Regions from separate parts of the Mus musculus genome. Here regions 2 and 3 are each linked to region 1. Evidence: chromatin loops called from intact Hi-C (ENCODE). Cell type or tissue: heart. All regions are shown on one strand.

Region 1 (8,000 bases):
TGCCAGGACCAGATGCTTCGAGTGGCTGTGGACACAGGGACCCAGCACAACCAGATTTCTGCTGGATGTCTCAGGCGCCTGGGGTAAGAACGCAGCCTAAGCCTGTGCACAGTGGACGGCATTTCCGCCCCTTGCCACCCCCTTTTTGTTTTTTGATATAGAGTTTCCCTGTGTAGCCCATGTTGGCCTCAAATTCAACAACCTTTTTATCTCAGCCTCCTGCATGTGGGTTTGACACTACAGGCCACATTGGGTTTGGGGTGGGTGTTTTCTCTTGGGGGTGATGAAATATCTTCAAAGTATCTATTGAAGATGGCTGTCAGTGGCTCCTGTCTGTAAACCTAGCATCTGAGGGTAAAGAACTAGGAATCCAAGGTCAGCCTTGGCTACCTAAGATATCTGAGACAGCCTAGGCTCCACAAGACTGTTTCAAAAACCACAGCCTCCCCCCACCAACCCAAACAAAACCAACAACTGAGAGTGAACCTGATGGCACAAACGATCTCAGCACAGCTATTATGTCGTCTTTAACTGGGGGAGGTTGGTTGGGCAGCTCTGGCAGGAAACAGCTGAACCTTACCTGGCTCAAGGAATGGAAAGGCAGCCTAGATCAGTATTAGCATTTTGTTTGTTTTTGAGACAGGGTTTCTCTGTGTAATAGCCCTGGACTCATTTTGTAGACTGGCCTGGCTTCCAAAGCAAGTGATCTGTCTGATTCCCAAGTGCTGGAATTAAAGGCCCACACCACTATACCTGGACTTTTTTTTTTTTTTTTTTGGTTACATTGGCTTTGTAACTTGGGGTTGTGGGGGAAGGGGCTGGAATTGGAGACTGTTGTGGCTATAACTCTTGCTTTCATTTCAGGTTAGGAAAGAGGGTCCCAAAAGCCCCCGGTGGGGATGTGGCACCTGAGCCACCAACTCAGGTAGAACAGCTGGAGTTAGAGCTGGGGCAGGAGACTGTGGCATGCTCGGCCCAGGTGGTGGGTAAGTCCTCTCATCTCTTCTACCTCTCTTCTGAGTGGTTTCGGCTCCTGTCAGCGCAAGCTCCCAGGACTCGCATATTGTTACCCATTCTGCTGATCTCGGCTGCAGGGGTAGGGGGTGGTGAGGTGGACTAGACCGGAGAGGGGCGAGTGCTCAGAGAAGGGCGGCAGTGGTCATACAGCCAACCTTGTTTTCCAATGGTTCCTGCAGATGTGGACAGCCCTGAATTTTGCCTGGGACTGCAGACCCTGCTCTCCCTCAAGGTAAGACTTGGGCCTGACCCAAAAATGCTAGGACAGGTAGAAGGCTCAGGGTGGAAGCCTGGATCAGGCTGGCAAGACTGAGAGAGTTGTTGAAAACTCGAAACTTGCTTAATTATCCCCCAAAGGAAAACTAAATGGGTTCCCTCCCTGAAGGGGCAGGGCCATGGGAGCAGCGGGAGGCAGAAAGAAGGGAGCAGGTATGAGCTGGCAGGGAGGTGACCACACATCCGCGGTCCCCACGGCAGTGCTGCATTGACCTGGACCGTGGAGTGCTTCGGCTGAAAGCCCCCTTCTCGGAGCTGCCCTTCCTGCCTCTGTACCAAGAACCTGGCCAGTGACCACTGTCTCAGCCAGTCCCTAGGGCGACACCGTGCCTTAGGGAAGAATGTGTGGAGTGGGTATTACCTGAGCAGGGCATCTGGAGACCACTGCATTAATTTCTTTTCTCACCACCCTGACCCCGCAGTTGGCCACCTCCCTCTCTGCTTCTTCATTGCTGCCTTCTGCCCTAGGAATTCCTACCGAGAGTATCTGTGACTCTGAGGCCCTGGTTCCCCATTCTCTCTTATCCCTTCCCAAGTGCACAACCAAGTCACTTACAGAAAAGGACCTCCAGCAAATGGGCTCTAGACTTCACCCTGGCTGTAGAGGTCAAAGTTACCTACTGCCTCCACTGGCCTGAAGCCCATCCCAACCTGGCCTTCCTCACACATGCCCCTTTAATCCTGTACCCATCTGCTTACAGCTGGGTGGGGGTGACAAGTAAGTAGGACTTGGTCTAGAAGGTACAGCCCCTGAGCTGAGGGCCTGCGGTCAGTAGCCTTTCTGGGTGGCAGATGTCTGGGTGTCTGACTGGTCAGCCTCTCAAATCGTGGTTAGGGGAAGAGAGACAATGATATATCTAACCCAAACCAGGGAACTGGGTCCCTTACATGGGAACTAAATACAAAGCCTATAAGCCTATGGTAGACCAAAGAGGAACCAGCATAGAAAGTGTCACTTTCTTCACTTTCTTCACTTTCGAGAGGCTCTGGGAGTGGGGTTCCTGGTCTCTTTCCTGACTCCTCCCTCATTGCAGCGCTTTGAGACAATGTCCCTCCCAGTCTGCCTCCTACTGCTCCATTAAAGGCAGACCAGCCCAGGGCAGGCCCTTAGCCTGCTTCTGCATCTGAATAAACACAGTTTCTATGCGCAGGTGTTCTGCCTTGGTCTCTCCCTCCTTACCCCCAGGAGCTTACAGTACCGATGCCCTCAGGGGCATAGGACACCCAAGCTGGAACACAGGCCTGTGAAGTACACTCTACACTGTTGTGCTGTACAGATATACAAGCAGTTGTAATAAGTAAGTGTTACCTCCGCTGTGAGGTAAATCCTGGACTCTGACATTCTCCATGTTCCTTTACTCTATTCATTTAGTTCAAAAGCCCCGAGGGCTGGGGAGACAGCTTAGTGGGTTGGAGCATTTGCCATGCAAGCATGAGAGCCTGAATCTGAGACTTAACACCCAGCATCACACCTGTCTGTCTGTAACCCCAGTTCCAGGCCTTCGACACCCTTACACAGTCATAAATACAGTCAACACACACACACATACACACACAGGTGTGCGCGCACTATGGTTGGTCTGAAACTACACAGACCCACCTACCTTGAACTCAGAGATCCAGCTGCCTGCCTCACTTATAGTCCAGATTGGAGAGCTGCATCAGATTGTTAACGCCTTTTTGTTTTATTTGAGATCAGATCTCCAAATGTGACCCACGCTGGTCTCAAACTTGCTATGGAGCCTTGGCTGGCTTTGGACTCATGATCTTTCTCTCAAGAACTGGGAGTACACTGGTGCACCATCATGTAAGACAAACTGTGAGCATCTAGTTTCCGACAGGCAGTCATGTTTGGGAAGCAGGTGGGTGAGGCTCTCAAGCAGCACGGTACTTTAGAGAACGGCAGTGCTGGATACAGCTGAATGGCAGAGCACTTGGCTGGTGTGTGAACACCCCTGGTTCCTCCTTTGCACACAGAGACATACAAAACAAAACCAACAAACAAAAACAAAACCAGAGAGAGATGATGACAAAATGAGAAAGCCCTGACCTAGTTGCTTCAGTAAATGGAAGAACACAGGAAGATGAGACAGGAAAATACCCTAAAAGAATAAATACTCTGCCGTTCATTCCTGCAATAACTGCGAGTGTCAGCTGCCTGGAGCTATGCTGTGAAAATCGGCACTCAGCAGGGGGAGGGGGGCTCACCCCATGCTCCCTCAGTTCCTCAGGCCTGAAGCCTTTCAGGTGTTGGAACATAGCAAAGGTTTGCTGCCTTGTCTCACACACAAGTCGGTTTCCTGCAGTGAGAGCAGGGAGCATGAGAAGGAGCCACGAGCAGAGGGGCAACCGATGGATCTCTTCATCACAGGCTCTCGGGGGGGGGGGGGGGGCACATCCATCCTCTCTGAGAACCCAGTTCTGCTCCTTCCTCTGTAATACACACTCCCCATCCTCCAAGGTCATGGATCGCTCTGGGGTAGGGTTGGGGGCTCGGAAGGATCCTTCACCAGCTAAGTGGTCGAGCCCAGCTAGGTGGGGTCCTGGAAGCTTGAGGGGGTACACTGTAGTGGCTGGTCCGGATGGTAGAGAGTCTGATGAAGCAGGGTACAGACTGCAGGGAGATCTTCAGGATCTGCAGGCCAAGCAGAGACTGGTGAGAGGCCGTCAGGCGCCCAGGCGCAGGCCCGCTGGCTCTGTTGACACTCACCCACACGCAGCTCCTGCAGTAGGCGGTGGTACTCGGGCTCAGCCTCCAGCAGCTTCAGAAGGTTAGTGGACTCCATGCGCTCCAGCTGCACCTCCCAGTACACGTAGATCTTCTGATTGAAGGTGACATATACCAAGCAGGGACTGTTGCGGCCCTCTTTGCAGGCGTACTGGCCTGGGAGATGGGGGCAAGAAGAGAAAGACCAAGGCTTAGTCCTGGTGTCAGGAGGAGGACAGGAACAAGACATCAAAGTCTTCTCATCTTAGTGATCTGGAATAAAAGAGGCAGCTGTGCGAATGCAAGGGGTAGGTAACAGGATGTCAGAGAGGAAGGCCTGTTCCTTTCTTCCAAGGCACACATCAACCTTTCAGGTAACTGCGTGTTTTCCAACTCCTTCCATTTATTGTGGGGTCCTGGAGTCCGAGCCCACAGCTTTGTACATGCCAGCTCTACCACCGAGTAACACCCTCAGCCCATTGTCACTTTAGTGGCCAGATACACCCAAATAGCCACTGCTGCTTTTCAAAGTCCGCAGCTGAGGACTGTGGGGAATACCCTGGAAGTGTTTTCCTCAGCTTGGCATGCTCGGGTGGAAATGTTTTCCCAGTCATCCCATCCTCTATGTATTTAAAGATGGAGGCCACACTGTGCTTTACTTCGTATTCCAAACTACCATGCTAGAGCTGGAGAGATGGCTCTGTACACTGGCTGCTCTTCCATAGATTGGGGTTCAATTCCTAACTAACATCTACATGGTAGCTAGCCATTGTCTGTAATTCTAGTCTTGGGATATGGTGCCCTCTTCTGGCCTCTGTGGGTACTGCACAGACACGGCACATAGACATACATCCAGGCAAACACTCATACAGGTAAGAATAAATAAAAATTTCCTCCTAACAAACTGTCAAGAGGGCAGCATGGCACCCACCCATGACCACTAGTGACAGCTAAGGAGCCCATTCAGGCATGAAGACATCTTTCAAGGGCGACATTGAACAGGAGTGAGTCAACCACTTTCTGGCACATTTACTAAGCTGGAGTAGCTGAGCTTAGTTAGAGGCCACCATCCCACCTGCACAGAAGGCACGGATATTTTCATCCACTTGGAAGCGCACAACGGTGCGGTTGTGATCGATGATATATGTCTGTCCATCCCAGGCACAAGCTACCACCTCCTCAAGCCCATTGCCCTGAAAAAGGTCAAAGACAGGATGCCATTTTCATAAGAGACTAGTCAGATGTAGTGTCATACGCCTGTAATGAGTGCTGCAGAGGCCAGAGGCAGAAGCCAGCTTGTGCTACACAGCTCATAGCAAGATGCTGTGTCAGAAAAGAAAAGAAACGAGAAAAAAGATCTGATGGTGGAGTGGAAGCCATCAGGAGAGACATAAAGGACCATGAACTTGACTCTGGGTGGCAAACTATAAATTAGGGTATTTCTCCATGTGCCAAGGGGGCAACAGGCAATCACTGACTTACTCTGCCTAATATTCAAAGCAACACTATGATGATGTCAACATTATTCTCAGTTTTATCTGGGAAATTTCTGCTAAGAGGGATAAAGTCACGTGTCAGGATCACAACCCAAGTACAGGTCTGTTCTGGTCAAAGCCACCCGGCTTGCCCCCGTGGTAGTATAATCAGTGTGGGCCCATCTGGCAAATGAGGGGCCACAGTGATATCACACAGACTCATGGACAAGGAGAAGCAGCACAGACCAAAACAGACCACGCATCTGTATTCATGACTAATAACCCACGGCTAGACCTAGTGCCTGTTCTCTGTTAGCGCTGCTATTTGGGCTGACAGGCCTGAAAATGATTTTCTAGTAGACTCATAGAGAAGAACTAAATTGTGTGCTATGAGGGCACACTTGAGCGTGACAGACACACTCACCTCAGGTCTGAGGAAAAGGCTCAGTGTTCACTGGGATGTGAGAAGAGCTGATTTAAATGTCTGCTCCTGGGGTGGGCTGGAATGATGGCTCAGCGATTAAGAACACTAGCTTTTCTCCCAGAGCACCTGGCACCCACAAGGTGGCTAACAACTATCTGTAAATCCACTTCTAGGGGGTCTGATGGTCTCTTCTGGCTTCCATGGGTACTAGGCACACACGTGGCACACAGACATATATGCAGGCAAAACATCCATATACATGAACATAATTAAACAAATGAATCTCAGAAAATGGCAGAAGTCCACTCACCGTGACATCCAGCTTCTCTAGGGCAAAAAGCTGGTGATCCACCTGCACAGACCACAGCAACTTGTCTGCTTCCTGCATCAGCTTCAGTGTCCCTAGAGGAGGAGAGGCGAGGTGTGTGTGTGTGTATGTAAATGTAGCTGTGAGTGTGCGTGTGAGTGTACAGGAGTATGTGAGTGTATGTGTTTGTCAATGTGTGAGTGTGCGTGTGTGCAGACCCCTCAGGCAGATCCCCACCTCACCCAGCCTAGGACTACTCACCATCCAGGGTGCACAGGGCGAAGAGGCCTGCGTTACCACCTTCAGGGTTATGACCTACGTGGGGAATGGAGGCAGGAATGAGGGCAGGTCCTGGGTCTCCTTTCTCCCAGCACTGCCTGGTTCCCTCAGCTCCTTCCCTCCTTTACCTTGTCTGATGTTGCCAATTAGGTGAGTGGAGACGTTCTTGTTGTGGATCCGGCCAGATGTCTGGTGCAGGACTACATCTCGGGCAGCTGGGGTCTCCCTGTGGGTGAAAGAGAGACTAGGCCAACAGAAAGCCAAGGGAGCCGAGTTCCTCTCTGCAGGAGCTTCCCCAACTCCAGAAGCCCACCCCTGACTCTTTCAGATCCATGGAGCAAATGGATGGGGCTGCCAGAAGGAGTCCTGAGACCTGACTGAATGGTTCAAGATGCTCGCATGCTTTAAGGTTAAAGGCCCAGGACTCCTGTCCCTAAACAGCCTTTTCTAATGGGCTGGGCTGGGGACTTAGATGGTGGAGCCCTGGCACCTGCAGATCTGTCTCACCACCATGTCCTTATACTGATGTACCAGCCACCCATTCCCTTACCTACTGTCTCCTGTGGCCTCCTCAGAGGCAGGAGGGGAGCCAGTGTCCTTGTTCCAGGTGCACAGCAGAACTGCATAAGCACACCCTGGCTGCGACACAACCAACTCAGGCACACCCAGAGGCCCTGGGGTCACAGAGAGACTGTCTACCTGCACCAGAGAACAGAGTCTTAGTGGGAACAAAGCAGGAAGGAAGGAAGGGAGGGAGGGAGGGAGGGGGGGGGGGAGGGAGGGAGGGAGGAATGGAAAAGAGGGAGGGAGGGAGGGAGGGAGGGAGACAGACTCTGCCACTAGGAACAGGGGAGACAAAGGCAGGGCTTCTCAGAATTACCCTCCAGCTCTGACAGGGACAGGAGTTCTACGGTTCATGAATGCCTGTCTGCTACCATCCCCTCTTCAGTCAATCTGCTTTCTGCTGGGTGCCCAGTGGCTCTGACCTGGTTCACACCACACACCTCACACACTGAATTCTCAGTCCACCATTCCTTGCACTCTAGACCTGTTACTAGAACCCCACTGGGACCTTGTCAAAAATGACCCGGATCTCTCTCAGCAAGGACATCTTCCTTTCTTCCCTGATGGCCCCACTTTCCGTAAGCCTTTTCTGTTCACCGTTCTTACCTGACCCTCCAGCATCCACTTCTTGAGGGACACCAACTGCCCTGCCAGGTGTTCAGGCCCCTCAGCCAGTTCTTCCCAGCGGAAGGCCCGCACCACACGGTCTGTGTATCCTACCACCAGCTCGTAACACCCATCTCCATCTGTAGGCACAGAAACACAATGGGTTTGGAGCCAAACCTCAACTGGTCAGCTTCAGCCCATGGCTGCCTTTCCACAGCCTGCATGCACTCCTCGCACTTTCAATTGAGAGCAGCTTCATGCCCAGACTTCTGAGCCACTCGCCATACCTTAGGGCTGTTATGGTTGCTGCCCACCCCCGCCTGGCCTTGGGCTCATGCAGCTTCT
Region 2 (8,000 bases), 91 kb before region 1:
GCTTTATCTGGGCATTTTATTGGTGCAACAGAAAAGGTGACCAAGACACTTTCTTAATACCTAACATACCCGGTTTAGCATAATGTAAAATAATCCAAAAGGAAAACCAGGCAACAGTTAACAATTTACCATTTTGTTTTCTTTTGTGCCGATGGCCATCAGAGGACAACCGCTGGGAACTGGCCCAGGGATCAGACTTGGGGGTGTTAGGCTTGGCCGCAAGCCCCCTTACCTGCTGAGCCATCTAGCCAGCCCTCACCTTTTTTTTTTTTTTTTTTTTTTGAGACAGGGTTTCTATCCTGGAGCTCACTTTGTAGACCAGGCTGGCCTCGAACTCAGAAATCTGCCTGCCTCTGCCTCCCGAGTGCTGGGATTAAAGGCGTGTGCCACCACGCCCGGCTCCAGCCCTCACCTTTAACAGCATCGAATTCCCGCTCTTTTTTTTTTTTTTTTTTTTTTTTTTTTTTTTTTTTTTTTTTTTTTTTTTGCCAGCTCTCTTATTCCCTCTTCAAACTAGCCTTCTTGCTCCCAGCTTACAAGTAGAACTGCCGGCTAATCATCATTCTAGAAGTGCTGGAGGATCACGGGACTCATGTGAGTATGCAGATTGTCCCGAGTCTCCGGGAACTCTGTAAACTACAGATGAGTCTAAGAGGCGGTCACAGGCCAGGCAGACTCCCATGCACCGCTACAATTCAGATGCTGACGGGTGCTCAAAGAGCCTTGTATAGAAAGGCTAACTCCAGCTTGGGCAATCAGGAGGTGAGTAAGGAGGTGAGTAAGGAGGTGGAGTCTGATGGGAGACCCTTAGACCATTGGGGGTACACCTTCCAGGGCGGATGGAGGACCTGGCTCACTCCCCTCTCTTCTGCTTCCTGGGCTGGAGGTGAGTTTGCCTCCCTCCCCCTCCTGTCATTTGCTCTCTGACCCTCTAGCCTAGAAGTGATAGAGCCCACCTAACCAAAAGGTAGAAATCCCAAACCCAGGTGCCAAGGACCTGGGGATGTAGTGTAGTTGAAGGGCACCTGCCTTCCACTTCAGAGGCACTGGGTTCTACCCCAACACCACGGATTTTAAAAAGAAAACAAAACCAGTCTCCTCTGTACCTGCCAGTTTTCCTGCCCAGGCCTGCTGTGTGGGAAGGCAGCATGGAAGGAGCCTGGGGCTGAGCTGGACACCATGTCCTGGGTCACATGCTTTAAAAGTGTGTGTTTGTTTGTTTTTTAATGTCCATTAAACTGGGCATGGTGGTACATACTTTTTTTTTTTTTTCTCTGAGACAGAGTTTCTCTGTATAGCCCTGGCTGTCAACTCACTTTGTAGACCAGGCTGGCCTCGAACTCAGAAATCCACCTGCCTCTGCCTCCCAAATCCTGGGATTAAAGGCGTGTGCCACCACGTCTGGTGGTACATACTTTTAAAACCCAGAACGCAAGAGGCAGAGGCAGGAATATCTTCATGAGTTGTGTCCAGCCTGGTCTGCATAGTGAGTTCCTGACCAGCCAGGGTTCCATAGTGAGATTAGTGAGATGAAACAGTAAAATTGTCAGTTAAGGTCAGGGCTGCTTTTCTTGGATTGAAAGTAGAGAATCTTAAACATTTTAAATGGGCACATGGGAGGTAGGGTCAGGACTCACAGTTACCCAGATGCATCCATGATAATTTTCTTTTGTATAAAGATCATTTACTTTCTCTCCCTCTCTCTCTCTCTCTCTCTCTCTCTCTCTCTCTCTCTCTCTCTCTCTCTTTCTCAGTCTCTCTCAGTGTGTGTGTTTTGTAATAGAGTCTTTCTATGTAGTACTGTTTGTGTCCTGGACTCACTATTTAGACCAAGTTAGCCTTGAACTCACAGAGCTATGAGTTCGGAGATAACCCTGTCTCTGGTTCCCAAGTATTGGGATTAAAGCCTTGCACCACCATGTCTGGCATAAGATATAATTTTTAAGAAAAGGTGTGTAAAGGCAGGAAGTAGTGGTTGCACGCCTTTAATCCCAGCACTCAGGAGCAGAGACAGGGTTATCTCCGAGTTTGAGACCAGCCTGGTCTCCAGATCGAGTTCTAGGACAGCCAGGGCGACACAGAGAAACCCTGTCTTGAAATGCAAAACAAAAGATGGTGTATGGGTGTTTTGCCTGCATATATTTTAATCCCAAAAATTCGAGGAGAAAGACCACGGACACAAATCACGGCCAAATTCTTTAATTAAAGCAAGTAAGTAATCAAAGAAAACGTTTCTATTGGTGTACACAGGTTGCTTCCCCCTAAGGCAGAATTCCAGACATCAGCATTGGATGTGGTCTTTATAGATCAGGGGTAGGGGTTTCCAAATGGGGGACTTGGCAGGCAAAATAGGCAAGTTATGGGTTATGGGAGCAGAGCAGAGCAGAGCAGGGCAACTTAGTCATGATGACCATCTGAAACAGCCATGGTGGCAAGGGGATGTTGCAAGGCAGTCATAACAACCTTTCCAAACAAATTGGGTTGTAAATTGGTTATATATATTGAAACAAAGACATGGTTACTGTGTCCTGGGACAGGTAGTACAAAACCATTTGTAGTTAAGGTCACAGGTGGGACATAGCCCAATCCTTGAGAAACAGGTTTAATCACAAACCGACATGAGCCTTGTTCGTCTTTACTATAAGATGGCTTTTAAGCCTAAGATGGAGGCAGGCTGGTTCGTCAATTTGCCTGTTCACCATGTGTGTTCCTGGTGACTGCTTAAGTCAGAAGAGGGGGTTGATCCCTGGAACTGGAGTTACAGATGGTTGTGAGCTATCACGTAAGTGCTAGAGGTTAGACTCGGCCTCTGAGCCATCTCTCCGAGCCAGAATGGGGAATGTAGCTTAGTGGAGAAAGCTTGCCTACCAAGACTCAATCCCTCCCCTCCCCCACCCCCTCCGTGTGTGTGTGTGTGTGTGTGTGTGTGTGTGTGTGTGTGTGTGTGTGTGTGTATGTGTTTCACACACACACAATTTTTTTTAGCTAGTTGTCTTAGTTAGGGTTTTACTGCTGTGAAGAGACACCACGACCAAGGCAACTCTTATAAGGACAACATTTAATTGGGGCTGGCTTACAGGTTCAGAGGTTCAGTTCAGTATCATCAAGGCGAGAGCTTGGCAGCATCCAGGCAGGCATGGTGCAGGAGGAGCTGAGATTTCATCTGAAGGCTGGTAGTGGAAGACTTGCTTCCAGGATGCTAGGCAAGAGTTTTAAAGCCCATACACACAGTGACACACCTACTCCAACAAGGCCACACCTCCAAATAGTGCCACTCCCTGGGCCGAGCATACACAAACCACCACACTAGAGTTTTCATACCTTGAGAGAATTGTAATATAGGTCCTAAGAACTTGTAATGCAAATTATTGTCCACAGGGTGGCGCCAAACACATCTTACTCTCCGAAGTCTTATTAGTTTGGCTGTGTAGACCAGATCTGCATTAAAGGTTTCTGGCCTCGGCTAGGAGTGCTGGCATTACAAGCATGTGGGGGTACCTTGTTGCTCTTCAATACTGAGGATTAAAAAAAAATTAACAGCAAACCAAAAAAAGGCCATTCTTTCTGAAGGAACCAGTCTGGGGACAAGGAGTTCCAGTGTTCCCTCTGTGAACCAAGATGTCTCTGCACCCTTAGAAAATTACATGGCAAGTGTCAACCTAATCTGTGACATAATTAGTAGAATAGACACTTATTTTCGGGCACAGGGACCAGAGGGTGGCTCAGTTGATAAAAGTATTTACCCATGCAAGCATGAAAATGCCTGTTTTCTTTGTTTGGTTTTTGGGGTTTTTTCTGTAGACCAGGCTGGCCTCAAACTCAGAAATCTGCCTGCCTCTGCCTCCCAAGTGCTGGGATTAAAGGTGTGCGCCACCACTGCCCGGCTTCTTTGTTTTCAAGTCAGAGTCTCTGTACGTTGCTCAGGCTGTTTTAGAACTTATTATTATACAGATCAGGCTGGCCTCAAACTCACGAAGACCTGTCCAGTCTGGTTTGAAATTTGCAATCCCAGCTCTGGGAGAAAGACAGGCTAATCCCTGGTGATAACAGCCAGCCAGCTTAGTCCTTGGTACAACTGACCACCCAGCCTAGCCTAACCTCAGGACAGAGACGTTTTCTCAGAAAATGAGAAGATCACCTAAGGGTGACCCTTGAGGTTAACCCCGGGTCTCCACATGCATGTGTACCTTCACACACATGCACATGTGCACACAACACAGCCACCTACAAAACGGGTTACTTGTCAGGTATTTCCTCAACTACATAGATACAGGCTAGCCTAGGGCAACATGAAACTTTATCTTTAAAAAAAATCAGAGGCTGAACACAGTGGGGCACACCTCTGATTCCAGCACTCAAGAGGCAGTGTCGCAGGATCTCTGAGTTCAGGACCAGCCTAGTCTATACAGTGAGTTTCAAGCCAGCTAGGACTAGTTGTATGCCATATAAAGACCTTGTCTTTAAAAAGGAAGAAAAATTCATACAGCGCCTCACTACGTAGCCCAAGCTGGTCTCAAATTCGAGAGCCTCCTCACTCAGCAGCCCAAGCCTGGAACGGCAGGCACGTCACCATGCTCAGTGACTTGCTTTAAAATGGGGCTAAGAGTGCGACTGAGCATGTGCGAGGCCCTGGGCTCCATCCCCAGCACCAGAAGAGGAAAGTCTCTATCACGGAATGTAGGGTAAAACGTTACAAAAGGATTTGGACCTCAGCACTTGAGGCAGAGGCTGGACAGATGGCTCAGTGGTCATTTGCTCTTCTTCCAGAGAACCAGGGTTCAATTCTTGGTGCTCACACAATAGCATATAACCACCTGGAACTCCAGGTAAAGCAGAGTCAATGCCCTGTTACCTTCTCTGTGGGCACCAGACACACATGTGCACAACACGTGCAGGAAAAAAAAAAACAAAACAACCCATACAGAAAAAATTACTGAGACCTGCCTCCACACCCCCCCCAAAAAAAACCAACCAAACAACAACCCAAAGGTCATAATACAATTTTAGTCATATAAAATTATGCAAAAGAAAAAATCAGGCTATTAGGAACTAAATTCTCAGCTGGGGCTTTTGATTTTTTTTTTTTTTTTTTTGTCTTTATTGCTAACAGGAGTATCTTAGTCAGAGTTTCTATTCCTGCACAAACACACGACCAAGAAGCAAGTTGGGGAGGAAAGGGTTTATTCAGTTTACACTTCCATACTGCTGTTCATTACCAAGGAAGTCAGGACTGGAACTCAAGCAGGTCAGGAAGCAGGAGCTGATGCAGAGGCCATGGAGGGATATTCTTTACTGGCTTGCTTCCCCTGGCTTGTTCTTATAGAACCCAAGACTACCAGCCCAGGGATGGTACCACCCACAAGGGGCCCTTCCCCCTTGATCACTAATTGAGAAAATGCCCCACAGATGGATCTCATGGAGGCATTTCCCCAACTGAAGCTCCTTTCTCTGTGATAACTTTAGCTTGTGTCAAGTTGACACACAAAACCAGCCAGAACAAGGAGTAAAAGCTTAGAAAGGTCTGTGAGTGCAGACTTTCTCTCCACGTATCAATATCAGGTGACACAGTCCATTACATGTGCACAGAGCTCTTAGTCTCAGTGCTAGAGGCTGAGGTAGGAGGGGTGTGAGTTCAAAGGCAGCCTGGGCTGCTTTCCAGTATAGCCTTGAATAGCCACAAGATCCTAACACACACACACACACACACACACACACACACACACACAGTTTTACTGTTAGATCCAGGAGGCTGACCAGTGTCCAAGATGATTTGGCCTGGCCATCCTGGGCCCCTAGTGCAGTCTGCTGAGTTCCACAATTCATGCAGAGCTCCAAGATCGTGAGTATGACACTTTTATGCTGCCTCCTAAACTGGGTTCTTAGTCTGTGGTGCCCCCACCTCCACCCCAAAGACCCAATTCTGCTGCTACTTGGCTCAAAGAGCTTAAAGAACACAACAGGAGAAACCCAAGGGATGGTATTCTGGGAAAGCGACATCTTTATATAAATTATCTTTATTTATGTGGCATACAAAAGGTATAAATAGAATTCATGTAAAACCTGCACACTCAAGCAGAGTCCATGAAATGGGAGTATACAGCTCTCTAGGCTGGGCAGAAAGTCATAGCCCCACCCCCTTCAAGTGGAGACAGAGAGCAGTTTTCACTCAACAAAGGTGGCTCGTCTGGGAAAGCAGAGGTGTGTCAGGTTTCAGAGCACATTTATGAACAAGGCACTTGATGGGACGCCTGCCAGAGGCAGAGACAGTGACATCTGAAGGGACAGGCAAGACACTGGCCTTAGCACAGGTCTCACCTCCCAGATCTCACGCTGTAGTCGTCACACAGCTGTGAGCATGGAGCAACAGGATGCAGGGATGCAGGGACCTCCTCCATACAGGAAAAACCACGGAGCAGTTGCCAGTTTGAGAGTGGGGGACCACTGAATGTAGACCCAAAGTTTTTGAATTCTTAAGTTCAGGTACACTGTAGGCTGGGGACCTTGAGGAATTTGTCATGATTCGCTGGGAGATGTTCGAGATGTTCAAGATCTCAAAGACTCAGCATGCAGGGCAGTGTCTCCACTGGTGTGGGCCAGGTTTCGAGGCTGGAGGACAAAGCTGACAGGCAAAGCCTGTGGAGTGTCGGCGAGGTGACCTCCTCACCAAGACTCTTGCTGCCTCTAAGGAGACACTAGATTAAGATTCCAGAGAGCAAAGATTCCGAAGATCTGGCCACAGTCATGCTTCTGAGATGGCTGCCCACCAACCTACTCTGAGAATAAGCAAGAGGCAGGCTGGGGACAGCAGAGCCTTTCAGACCCACGAACAAACTAGTGTCACATGTCCCAAGATGATATATGACACTCTGCAGCCATAATCTCCATGAGGCAAAAGCTACCAAGAGTAGATTCGGCAAGAATTCCTCTTAAGAGTCTGTCTATGGCCAGGCACAGTAGTGTAAGCCTTTAATTCCAGCACTTGGGGGGCAGAGGCAGGTGGATCTCTGAGGCCAGCCTGGTCTACAGAATAAGTTCCAGGATAGCCAGGGCTACACAGAGATCCATGGGAAAAAAAAATAAAGTAAAAATAAAAATAAAATGTCAGTCTGCTGCTACTGAAAAGTAAACCACCCCCCGCCTCTCCACATCTAGCCTGGAAGATGCTCCAGCCTTGGAGGACAGGGACACAGCCAAGGCAGGCCTGCGAACCAGAGTCACAGGCCAAACTAGGCCAATGCCCACTTTGTAAATAAAGTTTTATTGGGACACAGCTACACTCTTTGTGCACCAACTAGTTATGGCTGTTTTGTGCTAAAGGACCTGACTGGGGTCAGTGCAAGAGACACTATCAGACCATTGGCTGAGGAAGGCTGCAGGCTCCTGGGCTAAAGGCATCCAAGGGAAAAGCCCCCTTTTGAAAGGGCCTTCAAAACAGGAGGCCCAAGTATTAAATCATTAGAACCTGATTCTGTTGGAAGTGCCCGAGCACATGAAAGCTACACTCACCACACAGAGTCTGTTGTGCGATCAGGAGACACCAGTGTGCCTGGGTGTCTACTTCCCTGTGCTTTAAGCCATCTCTCACACATGAGAAGTTGTAATCTATGACCAGGTCTCTGAAGTTCAGAGAAGGCATGAACGAGTACGTGGAAGCATGCATCCATGTGTGAATGTGTATGCATGTATAAACAAACACACACATGCACATTCACACACACACACACACTGGATCATTCACCAGAGGGGCAGAATGTTGCTCTTCTTGTGCTAGGGCAGGGGCAGGGGCAGGGGCAGGGGCAGGGGCAGGGGCAGGGGCAGGGGCAGGGGCAGGGGCAGGGGCAGGGGCAGGGGCAGAGGCAGCAGCTTTCTGCTCTTGAAGGCTCTGTGGTGAAGAAATCCCCTGCTTGCTGCTTCTCATTCACACGCCAGCTTGCTGTCAAAGCTGGACAGCCCGATGGCGAAGGCTTGAAGTGCGCACAGTGGGTAGTTATAGTCCAGTG
Region 3 (8,000 bases), 70 kb after region 1:
GCATGGACCCCAGGATGGAAAACCATGCGTGTGGTGCTTCTCGTTATCGAGGCAGAACACACTTCTAAAGTTCGGTCCATCTCCTGGATCTGGAGCCCTGAGGGAGCGGTCAGGCCCCTGGTCTTCAGTGCTTATATGCCTGGTCCCTTAGTTTGGGGTGTTGCTCAACCCTGTGCTGGTTGTGCACAAAGACCGCATGTGAGGGAGGTGAAATATACACGTACACACACACACACACACACACACACACACACACACACACATACACACACATGTATATATATACATATTCATATATGTATACACACATACATACACAGGGCCAGGTATCTCAGGGATCCCAACCTGAGCATGAACCTTTATCCAGTTGAGGAAATTAAGCTTCTACAGTATTTTCCATTTTTAAGTACTCCTCCTCCCTGGGGGAGCTTAGTGGAGGGTTGTTCTACAAGAAGCTCTGGACAAAACATGGAGCGTTTCCTAGTGAGTGGCAGCAGCACCACAGTCCTTGGGGTCCCGAGGGCAGGAGAGGTTACACCCTGGCAACCGTCCTCACACGAGGCTCTCTGGCTCCAGATGTGTCCTGTCTTTCCTGTGTCTCTGTCTAGCATTTAGCAGGCTATGCATACTTAGATCTGGTGGACAGTGCTTTGCTGAGTTGGGTGTGAGTTATGTGGTCTCAGGGGTTCTGTGGGGGCAGCTGCAAATAGGTGTCTTTCCCAAGGTAATAGTGTGGAATGACTTTTTTTTCCCTAACCCAACGGTACATGGGGTGTTTCCTCAGGTATATTATTATTTTTCATTTCCCAAAGTGTTGCTTTTCTTCTGGCTTTGATAGAGTGGAGGAGAGGTCTGTTTTGGCTCACGGTTTGAAGGGACCCAGTGCTTCATGGTGGTGATGGCAGTGGGGAATTCCTAGAGGCAGCTGTGTCGCTGGGACCACGAAACAGGCAGAGATGAGTGAGCTTGTGTTCAACTGGCCTTTACATTTTTTTTAAAAAAAGAGGCCCAACATGTCCAGATTTTATTTATAAAGCTTTTTTTTTTTTCCTGGCTGTTATACAGAGAATAAAAATGTTGCTACAGCCACAGTGTAACTGGTAGGCACAGATGGCCGATTCACCCATCACAGCTGTCCACACTACAGCAAGTCTCACATGAAAATATTTACAGCCCCCCTCTCTCTGTTGAGAATAGTCTTCTCTTATACAGTACATCCTGAACACCCCCCCCCCCACCCCACTCCTCCCAGCTCCCTTTGCCCAGATCCCTCCCGGCCTCTTTCCCTAAGTCAGAGCTTGTTTTCTTTTCACTGGATACAGATTTAAAGATGTATCTATTTCATTTATAATGAGTACACTGTAACTGTCCTCACACACCAGAAGAGTGCACGGGATCCCACTACAGATGGGTGTGAGCCACCATGTGGTTGCTGGGAATTGAACTCAGGACCTCTGGAAGAGCAGTGCTCTTAACCTGCTGAGCCACCTCACCATCGTTAAGAGCTTGTTTTCAGTAACTTCTGGGGAATAACAATGACGTTGAGCTTTGGCAAACTCCTTACAGAGGACTGCAGGAAACTAGTTTTTCTGGTCCTCTGCCTGTTGGTGTAGGTCACTCAAGACTCCAACTGCTAATCCCGACTAATCTGATTTCCTGGTGTGAACTCAAAAGCTTCTTTGTTTCTGATAGAGATTAACTTTACAGACAATGTTGAAAACCCTACTAAAAAACGACCTTTACTCTTTTTTTGCCTTCCCATGAACTCCTCTAACCCATCTCAGAAGCAGCCTGCCTCCTTGTTTTGAACAAATCAGAAAAAGTCCAACAGAGTAACAAATGTATCTTTTTGGAAGCTGAGTAAAGTCTTGGGTGTTGCTTCCTGCTGCTTCCGTTGATGTGCCGGTTTAGTTGGTAACTCCTGTAATTATCCTTGTTCATTTATTCCAGAATTCAACAAATCCAACTCCAAATGGTTTCACAAGTTGACAATGTCCCCCTGTGTCCTCCTGGTACGGGAATTCAAATACCATGGTGTCTCTGACCCAAGGACTGTCTCCTGACTACCCACTACCAAACAAGGAGACCTTCTAACCCAATGACGCCCTAATTCAGCCGGAAGCCGACTGCTTCCTGACTTGAGACCCCAAGTCTTCCAGTTTACCAGGCCATAAGCAGAGAAGATTACAAAGAGAGCAAGGACACACGGAGGTTCCCCCACCCCGCTACACAGGGATGAGTGGCAGGATCTGCCTGACTACTGTCCCGGAAATGGCTCACACATTAACTAGGCCTCACCCCCTTACCCAGACAGATCGACGACCCCTGTCATTTAACCCAAGTATGACCTATTCCCCTACCTTGGCCATGCAGCATAGGCCACATATTAACTAAGCCTACTTTTCTTCCCTTCTGTCTGAAACCTTAAACAGCAGACACCCTGCTCTGCTTGCTTTGAGGTACCTCAGAGACCCCGCTGTGCCACCTGAGGCCCTGTTGCTGCTGTTAAAACACTGGTTGAACCTCTTTTCCTTTCCCACCCTAAAGCTAAACAGTAGTGTTTTGAGGAAGTGATGCTAACTCAATTTGGAGGAATCGTGTTTAGAACAAAGAATACAAAAACAAACAGACAAATAAAAACCGTAAAAACAAAGTCAGATACAAAACTGTGTAATTGGCCAATGGGTGGTGGACAGTTGAGGGGCCTAGGCCATCGGACTCACTGGCCTCAGGTGACTCCACTTGAGGCTTCAGGGTGACAGGAAATTCCCAGGGTCTTCACCCAGCTGAAGCAGAGGGTGGCTGAGTAGTGATTTCTGGGGTGGGGAAGGGGGAAGTCTTTCTTCAAGTCATGTCTGAGAATCTCTCCTTGACTTTGGGTCGCCACTGTCCTGTCTCAGGTGAGAGGCAGAGTCTTCAGTGACTGTCCCTTCCTTTGCACACCATCAGTGTACCAAGCCCCCTGCCCCCCCCCACCCCCCCCAGCCCATGCATGTAACTGAAGCAGCCACATACTAACGTGATTCTCACCCATTTTTGCCCGGAGTGTAGGTTAGAGGGTTTAAAGCAGGGCAGAGGAGGGACTGGGTACTGAAAAAGACGTCTTGTTTAATGCTACAGAGCTCGTTCACTGGAGGTTTTATTTGAAGCTGTAGCCTGCATCCATGGTACCTCAGCACAGACAATACTTCACCGGGTCCTGAGGACTTGGGTTACTGCTTTTTAATTCTAGCAAAGACATTTTAAACAAACGCATGAATACAGAGAGAAGATCCCGGGGAATGCCCCAGCACCCTACGTACCGCTACAGCTATCAAATTGAAACCTCCCTCTTCATCCTTAAGCGTCATTCACACTTTTTTTTTTTTTGTTTGTTTGTTTTTGTTTTTCGAGACAGGGTTTCTCTGTATAGCCCTGGCTGTCCTGGAACTCACTTTGTAGACCAGGCAGTCCTCGAACTCAGAAATCCTCCTGCCTCTGCCTCCCCCTCTTCCTCCCTCCCTCTCTCCCACTGTGCTGGGATTAAAGGCGTGTGCCACCACGCCCGGCTTTCATTCACATTTTTTGCAACGAATTCCAGAGAGTAGGTCTTCCTCCTGCCCCTGACCCCCCTCTTCCTCCCTCCCTCTCTCCCACTACCAGCTTCCTTAAGGAGAAAGTGAGATAATCTAGACATTCGGTGAAATGAAGATCAGCTCCGGGCTGAGAAGTCAGGGAAGGAGGAAGGAACTGGTCTATTATAAATTTGTCAGGGCTCTGTGTTTCCGATATGAATTGAATCTCCTGCAAAGACTCTGTGCTGAGGACAGCCGTCTCCCTCTAGCTCCCCCTTGCGGCTGATTTCCTCTAGGTCGAGGGGGAGGGAGTCAGGGATAGGAAAACAGAATGGCTCTTGCCCCCCCTGCTGGCTGCCCGCGTGGATGACAGGAAAGGCCCACAGCAGGGGTGCACCTGGGAGGACGTTTCTTGGTTTGCGGTTCCTTCAGGAACCACCCCTCCCCAGCCCCTCCCCCCCAGCAGACAGGCAAACGATGGGACACGGTGTGAGGAAGGGTCTCCTCAAAGTTTTAGCCCCCGTCTTATCTACAGGTCTGCAGGGCTCCAGGGATGGCAAGGCTTACAGCGGGCCACAGCGGGCCGCAGCGGGCCAATGCCCACGAGGGCTAGCACTGCACGGTGCCAGGAGGAGCAGACTCCTGCTGTGTGTTTCTGGCATCCTGCATGACAGACACCAGTGAACCCATCATCCCTTTAAATGGAAACTCAATGGCAGAGGCTAGTTGTCCTAGCAACTGCAGGACAGAAGAGCCTTTGTCGGGGCTGGAGAGATGGCTCAGCAGTTAAGGGCACTGACTGCTCTTTCAAAGGTCCTGAGTTCAATTCCCAGCAACCACATGGTGGCTCACAACCATCTGTAATGAGATCCGATGCCCTCTTCTACAGTGTACTCATATAAATAAAATGAATCTTTAAAAAAAAAAAAGAGCAAAAAAGAAGAGCCTTTGTCACTGGCTGTGGCAACACATGCTGGTGACCATGTCCTCTTCTTCCCCCCCACCTCCCACTCTCCTTTAGACATGCAGGCCCCTAGTAGCTGTTGAACTATTGGGTTTGTCTTTATTAGAGAGACTGTCTCTGATTTATCAGACTTCACAGCAGAGAAGAGAGATCTGCGGAAGGAGGCAGCTGTGTAAATAGAGCCTGGATGAGACTGGCCTGGATCACCCTAGGCACTGTGGTCTCCCAAGTGGGATCTCAAAGATGGCATAGTCAAATATGGCACCATGGTGGGGACGTACTCCCAGCCTTGTCGCAGAGCTGTCTGGGATTTGAAGGCAATAATTATCTTTATTTTCAGTACTTGCCTTCTTTATGTTGGCTCAGACAAGTACTGTAGGGCATTTGAACAGGTTTCCTCTGTGGTCCGCTCTCTGTAGGGGACTCCACTGAGTCAGCTTGTTTTCAGACACTGAACAGCACGGAAAAGTTGACATGTCAGTTTGTGAACACAGAGGATCTGGAATGAACTTTGCCGTGCCACACTCTGTACCCTCAGTTCGAGATGGGAGGTGACAGCTGATAACTGTTACGAAAAGGCATTCTTGAGGCCAGCATGTGCCTGGGACTCAGCTTGGCTTCTGAAGACCATGAAGTGTGGCAAGCCTGACACCGACATCCGAATCTCTTCCCAGACCACAATGGGATTCATTTCTTCCTAGCTCTCAGGTGTCCATGATTTGAAGGCAGTACTGCCCGTTACCCACTCCAAGATTCTCGGATACAGTACACAGCCTCTCTCCTGGTTTCTGTATGCACTGCTCCTCCTTCAGGCTCCTCCAAGGCCACAGGGAGTGGAGAAAGGAGGGGTCTTAGGGTGTACCCTTCTCTGTCAGTTGTCATCTGAGTATCCCACTCTTCTGCTAACAGGGTCCTCATGATGGCAAAGCACGCCCAGGCTAAAGCAGGACCCACTTTCCACCTGAGGTCTGGCTATAGTTCCTCAGCTTCCAGTCACTGTGTGGGGCCCTAGAGCACCACCCAGATTCTCTTAGAAAAACACCGCAATTGTGGAACTCTCCAGAACAGTCTCTAAATGAGAAAGTCAGGATTGGGCAAATTGATGTGATTCAGCTGTCTACGACCTGAGTTGATACCACCCAAGCAGGTTTCAAATGTCGTTACAGTATAGATATGATACAAAGGGAGAAGCAATTCTGGACTAGGCTGGGTTAGATGGCAGCAGGGCACCACCAAAGTCTCTGGTTATCTGATGCTTGGAGATGTGACTTCATCAGACTGTTCCTGAATCAATTTGTAGATCTATGGTTTGTGCTTGGTGCCCTGTCGCATTGTGAAGGAAGTGCCTGATCTACACACCAGAGCTTAAAACGCATTTAGAAATTTTCATGTCTTGATTTCCATTCTCAGGTCAGGCTGAGCTCACGAATCATGAGCTCGTCTGACGCTTACAACTTTGTGGCATGTCAGAGGATGAGCAGACCCACTCAGAAATGTCTCTGCATGTTCCTGCTGTCCGTCTGTGGGACTTTGTAACCCACGCTGGTTAAGTGTCTATCCAAGCCTCAGGCTGAGTAGCTATGCATGATGTTCCCTGAGAGGCAGGCAGTAACTTCTGGGAGTGAACAGTAACGAGACAAGATGCCTGAGAACCAAAAGTTCAGCGTGAGGGCTTGGGTGTAGATTCTTTTATCATTAAACATCCAGCTGAACAAAGCATCCAGGATGGCCATTAGCCCACCAGTGAGCTCCCCTGCCTCGCTACACGGAGACAGTCCACACTGAAAACAAACAAGCTGTTCCAAAGACGGAAGACAAGGCTGTTCAGAAGAAAAGATATTCTAGAAGCAACCAAAGCAACAAAAACTTCTGACATGGGAACGCATTCAGCATGAAAATATGTAAATAAAATAAAGTTCTAGTCTTAGTTAGGGTTTTACTGCTGTGAACAGACACCATGACCAAGGCAACTCTTATAAGGACAATATTTAATTGGGGTTGGCTTACAGGTTCAGAGGTTCAGTCTATTATCATTAAGGTGGGAACACAGCAGCATCAAGGCAGGCATGGTGCAGGGGGAGCTGAGAGTTCTACATCTTCATCTGAAGGCTGCTAGGAGAAGACTGGCAGCTAAGATGAGGGTCTTAAAGTCCACACCTACGGCCCACACCTGCTCCAACAAGGCCACACCTCCAAATAGTGCCATTCCCTGGGCCAAGCATATACAAATCACCACAGTTCTGTTGGTTGTTTTCATTTGTAAGCATTTTAAGTGTTCTCATGAGATACATCAAGTGAAATTATACATTAAAGTTAGAAACAGTTTTAAGAGTGAATTGGAAAAGAAAAAAACCAACTGTGTCACCCTCACTTCTGACACCATCTCTTTCTTTATTCATCTGGAACTTTTTTAGTTTATTGAAAAACAACCGTAGGTAGGTGAGATTATAGATTGTGTGCACCATCTAATATTGTGCAACAGTGCCCTGGTATGATCATGTCACAGTTTGTGTGACCACCAATGGCCTTATTGATGAGCATTGGGGCCATTTTCCAATATTAGAAAACCGAGGTTCATTTTCTCCATGTCCTTTCGGGCTAACAAACAGTTTTTTTTGTTTTTTGTTTTTTTTTTTTAAATTTCCCAGTCTCTCTCTCTCTTTTTAAAGATTTATTTATTTTATGTATATGAATACACTGTAGCTGTTATCAGACATGCCAGAAAAGGGCACCAGACCCCACTACAGATGGTTGTGAGCCACCATGTGGTTGCTGGGAATTGAACTCAGGACCTCTGGAAGAGCAGTTGGTGCTCTTAACCACTGAGCCACCTCTCCAGCCCAGTGTCTCTCTTTTTACAACTTCGTTAGGTATTGTTAAAAGTGCCACAGAGAATAAAAACCTTATTTCAGAAAATAAATATAAAGATAAAAGTACAAAAAGGAAAAAAAAACCCACAGATGTAAATGTCATAACTTTATTCAACATATAAATGTTATGGTTTTTTAATTCCCTTCCGTTTATCTTGCTGTCTTTCTTCTTGGTTCTTCATGTGTGGAGGAGTCCTTCTGAGGACATCTATAGGTTCCGACTTTTAAGCATTTCCTTGTTCAGAGCCTAAATAGAAGAATAGTTAGAAATATCAAGGGGAGTTGCACACCTACTGAAAGAACTAATTTTAATATTCAATTATAAACCTTTAATTTTAACTGTCTTTAACAACAAAACAGTTCTCAGATTTTCTTCAAAGTTTAAAAATGAGAACCAAAGGTATTGTGGAAAATGATTGGTTGTGAAAGAGTGACCCTGTCAATCAATCTAAAGGAATGTCTTATGTATGAGACCTGCCCTGCTGTGCCGTGTGGCTAAATGCAGTGACATTGAACTTATCCAGTGTACATTTAAGTGTCTTAGAAAAATGTGTGTTAATAGAATGTAAACATTAGATGACTTAATTTTTTTGTTTTTTGTTTTTAAAGTCT

The links. A loop is a pair of places that touch in the nucleus more often than their neighbours do. Peaks named below come from ENCODE experiments on the same cell type or tissue, not always from the same donor. Only the 100,000 strongest peaks of a DNase experiment are listed, where the experiment ranks them.
Region 2: a loop joins it to region 1, with 8 times the contacts of the local background. A loop is called at or near these places in 26 of 42 quality-filtered maps.
Region 3: it touches region 1 in a loop (5-fold over the local background); 4 of 42 quality-filtered maps call a loop at or near these places.

Annotation. Positions count from the first base shown.
Region 1 is chr6:128,406,490-128,414,489 of GRCm38, forward strand. It overlaps Nrip2 (nuclear receptor interacting protein 2), which reads left to right. Exons shown (of 6, transcript NM_021717.2): 3 at 1-83; 4 at 865-986; 5 at 1,197-1,249; 6 at 1,495-2,446. The coding sequence ends at 1,587. It overlaps Itfg2 (integrin alpha FG-GAP repeat containing 2), which reads right to left. Exons shown (of 12, transcript NM_133927.1): 5 at 7,656-7,795; 6 at 7,036-7,184; 7 at 6,614-6,711; 8 at 6,468-6,521; 9 at 6,210-6,301; 10 at 5,076-5,193; 11 at 4,004-4,177; 12 at 2,955-3,928. The coding sequence ends at 3,825. Among named protein-coding and RNA genes, the nearest start is that of Nrip2, 11 kb to the left of the region's middle. In heart, no CTCF peak of the experiment used is centred here; a DNase peak (open chromatin) is centred at 4,822.
Region 2 is chr6:128,315,165-128,323,164 of GRCm38, forward strand. It overlaps Tulp3 (tubby-like protein 3), which reads right to left. Exons shown (of 11, transcript NM_011657.2): 11 at 5,997-8,000. The coding sequence ends at 7,915. Among named protein-coding and RNA genes, the nearest start is that of Tead4, 18 kb to the left of the region's middle. In heart, a CTCF peak has its summit at 3,385 (motif pointing right); no DNase peak of the experiment used is centred here.
Region 3 is chr6:128,476,092-128,484,091 of GRCm38, forward strand. Pzp (PZP, alpha-2-macroglobulin like) reads right to left here. Exons shown (of 36, transcript NM_007376.4): 36 at 7,476-7,635. The coding sequence ends at 7,613. The region is part of intron 2 of Gm10069 (predicted gene 10069); the gene reads left to right. Among named protein-coding and RNA genes, the nearest start is that of Gm10069, 41 kb to the left of the region's middle. In heart, no CTCF peak of the experiment used is centred here; a DNase peak (open chromatin) is centred at 3,860; H3K4me3 peaks cover 794 bases.